2 separate regions of the Homo sapiens genome follow, and region 1 is linked to region 2. A link is a contact called in ENCODE Hi-C or POLR2A ChIA-PET data. All regions are on one chromosome and are shown on one strand. Each heading gives the region's core, a stretch centred on a gene start or an enhancer-like site at or near the end of the contact. The rest is flanking DNA. Distances are from core to core; before and after follow the strand shown.

Region 1 (3,082 bases), core at 501-3,000, 540 kb before region 2:
TGGAATTATTAGGATAGCTATTCATTTTCAAGGAATCTTAGTACTTCTCTATCAAAGTCAATATGAAAGATTATTTAATTTGAAGCCAGCTCTGAAGATGCCAAAATTGTTATTTATTAATTACAATTTAATTTAGAATCAAAACTATACAAACTGAATTTTAACTTAATTTTTGAAAATGAATCTTCTTTATTTCTATGTCCTGTATAATTTATTATAGGCTATTCACTCATTCATTCATTTAACAAACATTTTCAGGATGACGTAACATGTGTAATTAAACTAGGCCCTGCAGTATGGGTAAAGATATAGAAGACAGAGTCCCTGATTAAAGATGCTTACAATGGGCAGGGCACAGTGGTTCATGGCTGTAATCCCAGCACTTTGGGAGGCCGAGGCGGGCGGATCTCTTGAGCTCACAAGTTCAAGACCAGCCTGGGCAACGTGGCGACACCCCGTCTCTACTAAAAATATAAAAATTAGCCGGGTGTGGTGGTGCCTGTAATTCCAGCTACTCGGGAGACTGAGACATGAGAATCGCTTGAACCCGGGAGGCAGAGGTTGCAATGAGCCAAGATCACGCCACTGCACTCCAGCCTTGGCGACAGAGCGAGACTCTGTCTCAATAACAATAATAATAATAATAATGCTTACAGTGAGGGAATATATGATAACATTTGAGTTTGAAACTTATGGAAAAGTTACAAGATGTTCTCATGATGCAGAAGCACAAGCACATAGCTTCTCTCTTTGCACCTAATGTCTCTACAAAATATTTTACTAATAGACAAAGGGTTAAAATATACTGATATACTTCCAAATATTTCCGAAATCTTGACTTTATTTCTTACTTTAATAATCACCTAGATGTTTCACTATTGGGTAGAAGGGGGCCGTTTTCTTTTAGAGTAGTGTAGAGAGGGCTAAATGCCACATAAGAAGGCTTGATGGGAGTGAGATCTATGTGAATGGTGACCTTCTCCTGGGGAATCACATACAGAAGAAGTACTTTCTGTGGCAGCCAGCAGGGGGCATTTCTCCAACCTGTTTTCTGCTCTCTGGGATGAATACCGTCAGCACTGCTACTCCTGACTACCTGGGTTATCGCAGCAGGCAGGATGTAGGTGGAAGGGAAAGAGTAGGAAGAGAACTTCATTTCTAGGCTGGAATGGGGCCAACCTGCAGAGACGGCAGTTATAGGGACACATTGTAGCTACTTTGATAAAATTAAAAATAAAAACAAACCTGGGACGATTGGCTTAGGGTCTGTTAGAAAAACGAAAATGAAACAGAAACATCTCCTGGAATAATACGCTTAAGTGGGATGTGTGAAATGTTTCAGAAAGTTTATTGTCATTTCTGTTACCAAAAGGAAGCAAGCCTCTTTATTCACTGACTCCATTGTAATAAGCATACTAATATTGATCTTTTCTAATCTAATAATAAGGGAAAAGTCTTGTACTCAGTATAAGGAATGACCTTTATAGATAAATTTAGATGTTTATATCATGTTGCTATGGAAAGAATCGTATTCCCTGAAATTCATATAAGCCCTAACCCCCAGTGTGATAGTATTTAGAAACGAAGCCTTTGGGAGCTGTCACATTTAGATGATATCGTGAGGCTGGGACTCTTATGGTGGAACCAGTATCCTTATAAGAGACACCAGAGTGCTCTCTCTCTCTCCCTCTCTCTCTCTCTGCTATGAGGACACAGTGGGAAGTCTACCATCTGCAAGCCCGGAAGAGAGGCTTCACCAGAAACGGAATCAGCCAGCACTTTGATCTTGGACTTTCCAGCCTCCATAACTGCAAGAAAAATGCATTTCTATTGTTTAAGCCACCCAGTCTATGGTATTTCCTTATGGCAGCCCAAGCTGACTAAGACACATGTAAGGAGTTTCAAAAATAACTAAGTAATCTGTTTCAACTTCTCCATGAGACTTCTGCTAAATGATCATTACAGATACAATGTAGGTACTCAATTGGATGTAAAATCATGTTTTTATCTTTTGCTATATTATCTATGCCTCAGTAAAGAGATTAAAAAGGAAATTATCCTTGATTAATCACATATCTTAACATTCACCAGCCACATATCAATGTAGTTTAATTTTGATATCACTAAAAGTAATAAATCATACCTGACATCCTTTTTGAAAATTCTCTGGTTTTATCCAGTCTTCAAGCATTCTCAAAATAGAAGATCCCTACAATGGGGATAAAAAGACAAATGAAACTAATAAAGGCTATGTAAGGAACAATGATCAGTTATTACTCTTGCAACTAGTATTTCATGATCATATTTGTGAGATTAGTTCCTCAAGATGATTCTGCTAAATTATATGGCTCTATGATTTTAGGATGAAAATACCACTTGGCACAGTCCCTGTATCTATGCATCTAAAATAACTAAAAGGTAAAGAGAAATTGCTAAAATGGCCATCATTTCAGGGACTTCAGATTCAAATAATTATTGCACTTCCCCAAATAAACCAGCAGATGGGGCTTTCTTAATGAAAGAGAAATAGTCTAAAAAATCACATTCTTTGATGAATGAGGAAAGTAGTTTCAGGGTAAAATTCTGCCAACTTATTAAATATATTTTCATATTTGAAAATAAGAATTATATTTAGCAGAGGGAAGTAGATAGTCAAGGAATTATCTGGTCAAATAGCTTAATATACATGGATACATAATTTAGGCATATAATCTTTCTCTTCTCAGTAGTCTATCTCATTTGCTTTCCTTTCATCTGAAGAATCTGATGAACATCTTGGCTCTGTACTTTCTTTTTATGTGTTATAAGGTTAGTACTGAAATGCACAATTTGTAATATTTTAAATCAATTTTCAAGTAACTGAATGAAAAAAGAACACTGCCCCCACTTAAATTAGTAATTTTTATTGTAAGTTATTAAGCATTCTAAATTAATTTTATACCTATTTAGAAAGCTAAAGGCCTAGAAACATTTATTTATCTTGGACATAATATCTTAAACCTGAGGAGTATCTAGGACTAAGGGGAAAAATGATTGAATAAATTTAAACTTCTCCCATGTGAATAATTAGAATAGGCTATAA
Region 2 (3,553 bases), core at 870-3,369:
GGGTGGATCACATGAGGCCAAGAGTTTGAGACCAGCCTGGCCAACATGGTGAAACCCTGTCTCTACTAAAAATACAAAAATCAGCTGGGCATGATGGTGCACGCCTGTAATCCCAGCTACTCGGGAGGCTGAGGCAGGAGAATCTCTTGAACCCTAGAGGCAGAGGTTGCAGTGAGCTGAGATCTTGCCACTGCACTCCAGCCTGGGTGACAGAGCAAGACCCTGTCTCAAAAAAATTAAAAGAAAAAGAAAAAGAAAAAAAAATTGGCTGGGCAGGGTAGCTTACACCTATAATCCCAGCACTTTGGGAGGCCGAGGTGGGAAGACCACTTGAGGCCAGAAGTTCAAGACCAGCCTAGGCAACATAGCATGACCTTGTCTCTACAAAAAATAAAAATAAAATAAAATAAATTAATAATTTAAATACATTAATAATTAATAATTTAAATAAATTAAATAAAAATAAAAATAAATTAGCCAGGCATGGTGGTGCATGCCTGTGGTCCCAGCTACTAGGAGGCTAAGGTAGGGTCCCAGCTATTTGAGCCTGGGTGGGGCCAAGGCTGCAGTGAGCCATGAACATGCCACTGTACTCCAGCCTGAGCAACAGAGGGAGACCCTGTCTCAAAAAATAAAAATAAAACCCAGTTTCACAAGAAGATTGTTGTGAATCAATAAGAATTATTAATTTTTAAAACTCTTGACCATTGACTACACAGCTTTTTAACACTCTATGTAATAAAATAAGAAATGCATATAAATTCTTTCAGTGCATACTAAAGTTATGATGGTTAGCTAGAGGAAAAACATAAGTAAATTTTGAATTGTGAGCTGAAACTAGCCTCTTTTTTTCATTGCATAACTTTTGTTTATTTTTCATCAATCTGTTACTTTACTTATATTTACACCATGCCTACCAGATAAATATAAATTTTTAAAAAATTTAATAAAATGTAAATTATCTTTGGTATATTTCTGCTAGAAAGATATCAAGGGATGAATCCACAGATGCCCAGATTGTTTGGGTGCACATTCAAGGGAGGCAAATAAGTACTACTGGTTATACCTCACACTTGGTTTACTCTTCCTCTTCCTCAAAGTCATATCTAGTTTGTAAAAAAGTACATCACAAGCCTTCTCAGGCTGGATTTCCCACATTTGTCTGATATCCTGAAGTTATTTTTTATAAAGGACTTTGATTTTCTTATTAAGACCTGTCATGTGATAAGAGATCATATACTACTACCTCTAAAATTGAGGACATAAAACTTCTAAACAAAATATCGCTGAACATTTTTGTGAGGTGATAGCATTTTGGCATTTATTTCCAAGCCTGGGACCCACTCCACTATAAATGGGGAGGTGGAGGGCTTGGAGCTTAAGACTGTTACCACTAGAGGTCAATTGAATTTTGCCTGTAATAAGGAACTCAAAACTCAGCAGAAGAGAACAAATAAACAAACAAATTCTTAGCATTCCTAAAAACAGGAGAACTTTTAACATCCAAAATATTCAAAATCAGCAAAAGCATAAAGATTGATGTACAGCTGTATTTCTGAGCCAACGTTAGGTAATTTGCCACATAATTTATTATATTACCTGCCAACAGCTGATGACCATCCAGAGCCAGACACGTTTTCCCATCTGAGGCTTTCATAAAACCTTCACGACACGAACACCAAGCAGTTCCAAGCCTCTTTTTGCAAATATGTTCACAGCCTCCGTTTTGATATAAGCAGGGATCTGCTCCTAGTAGAGAAAAGAAACAAATTCACAAGTGGGTTTGAAGATGAAAAGGATGCCATTAATGCAAGTCTACAGCTTGCTTTTAGGGAGCTATAGCTTTTAGGGAGAGAAATGCAGTGTATCTAAATAGAGGGTATATCAATAGCTATTTCAGAAGAGTTCCCCCAAGGAGCCACTGATTCTAAGATAAGCCCAGAATGTTATTACCTTATTAGTACTGGGTATAGCCAGCACTTTTTTCAAGAAGCTCTTTAGTCAAATGTGATTCTTATTTCCTGACTCATCATCTAGTCAAACTGACAAAGAGCAATTCAGAAAGAAGAGCTACTATAAAATGTGAAATGCCTTTTCCATTTGCTCACTCCTCAGGGGTATGGAAAGGTCCAAGTGTCGACAGAAGCTTCCACTGCCGGTGTCTAAATTGCCTGCCTTAACCCAAGGCTCTTCGAAATGCAGCAGGTAAGTAAAAGTTGTTCAAGAAAAGAGGTGAAATTGGAGGGATAAAGCCCCAATTACCAAACTACCAGATTGTCTTAAACAAACTTAAATCTTAGAAAATCTTAACATCTACACAGTTAGTGAAAGTTACAAAATCCCCTCCACCCCCCCGCCAACTGCATGACATCAAACAATTAAAACAGTTGCAGATTCCAGCCAAGGAAAGACTGTGTAACATCTCCAGTATGTACCTGGTTTTGCCAATGGATGAACCACAACCAGTGATGAGGGCTTCAGCATGCTGCCTTGGAGACGTACTCTATCTTTGCCAGTCCTCTTGTTTACTCTCATTACTGATGGCATAGCCCAATCTGAGAACCACACATAATCCTCAAACACTGCTACAGCAAATGGGTGACCTGGAAACAATTCAAGTTTGTTAAATACACCTTCTTTGTCTTTGCAATGACTATTTACGAAAGGACAAGGCTTGAAATTTACACAACATTCCTACACTAAATCAGCTCTTTAGCTACTCAGCAAGTTATGAGTGAGCCACCGACTCACACACCTGCCTCAAGGAAAGCCCACATGAGGAGGGAACGTCACCTTAGAATGGGAGCATAGTGGCATGAGGTCCCAGCAAGGCCCACTATCACCCAGCAGTTGCAGAGTGGGAGAATGTGGGCTGATTGTCGTCCTAGCCCCATGAAGGAGAAAGGTGGAATTTTCCTTGTTTAGTACATCTGTCGCTACTTATAGACTAAACTCGAGTAACTTATCTTACCACTCTTTGCCTTAGGTTCCTACTCTTTTGAGCAGCAGTAATAAGGGGTAGATCAAATTCACAAGTTCTTGTAAGGATTTTTCAAAATTTGAGGTAATTGTATAAGAGTCTCCCCACATTCCCATCTCCACCAACACATTTGCCTGCATTAGTCCCCCACCTTCTTTCCCCTCTCTCCTTATTTAATATTGACCTGTGCCCCTGATGTCACCCTTCCTGCCTTCTCTAGGGCCTGGATCCATCAACGACCACCCCCTTTCTCTTACATCTTCCCTCTCTTCATTCCACTAGCTTTGTTCCCTCTGTCTACTATAACCTCTCTCCCATCTTCATTTCCTCATCCCCGTGACCCCTCTAGCTCCTCCTTGTCTCTTTCCTTCCCTTTTTAGCCACATTTTTGAAAGAGTCATTTATTATCAGCTGCCTCCATTTTCATGCCTCCTACTAACAGTAAGTGGGCATCTTTCTGAGCCCACCTTCACCAAACCTACCTCTCTGTGCCACTGGAACTGCTCTGAGAAGGCATGCAAGTATTGAATACGCAAGGGAATGTTTTAACGTTCTATCTCAGGTGGTTAGAGA

What was found. Hi-C counts contacts between places; a loop is a spot of excess contacts on that map. ChIA-PET counts read pairs that join two places held with the same protein, here RNA polymerase II (POLR2A). Pooled maps may share reads with other maps.
Region 1: a map of breast epithelium shows a loop between it and region 2 (14-fold over the local background). The contact joins two enhancer-like sites. A Hi-C loop is called at or near these places in 1 of 168 maps with a recorded cell type or tissue (breast epithelium) and 1 of 50 pooled maps. POLR2A ChIA-PET finds 5 or more read pairs at or near these places in 1 of 52 experiments (MCF 10A).

Annotation. Positions count from the first base shown.
Region 1 is chr4:110,514,504-110,517,585 of GRCh38, reverse strand. ENPEP (glutamyl aminopeptidase) reads right to left here. Exons shown (of 20, transcript NM_001977.4): 8 at 2,144-2,209. Among named protein-coding and RNA genes, the nearest start is that of ENPEP, 40 kb to the right of the region's middle. RefSeq lists an enhancer at 2,484-2,653. Within about 2 kb of position 1,750, at least 14 of the 41 ENCODE cell types and tissues checked have a DNase peak (open chromatin) inside an H3K27ac peak, as active enhancers do.
Region 2 is chr4:109,979,022-109,982,574 of GRCh38, reverse strand. It overlaps EGF (epidermal growth factor), which reads right to left. Exons shown (of 24, transcript NM_001963.6): 14 at 2,436-2,603; 15 at 1,600-1,749. Among named protein-coding and RNA genes, the nearest start is that of EGF, 68 kb to the right of the region's middle. RefSeq lists an enhancer at 1,537-2,736. Within about 2 kb of position 2,119, at least 2 of the 41 ENCODE cell types and tissues checked have a DNase peak (open chromatin) inside an H3K27ac peak, as active enhancers do.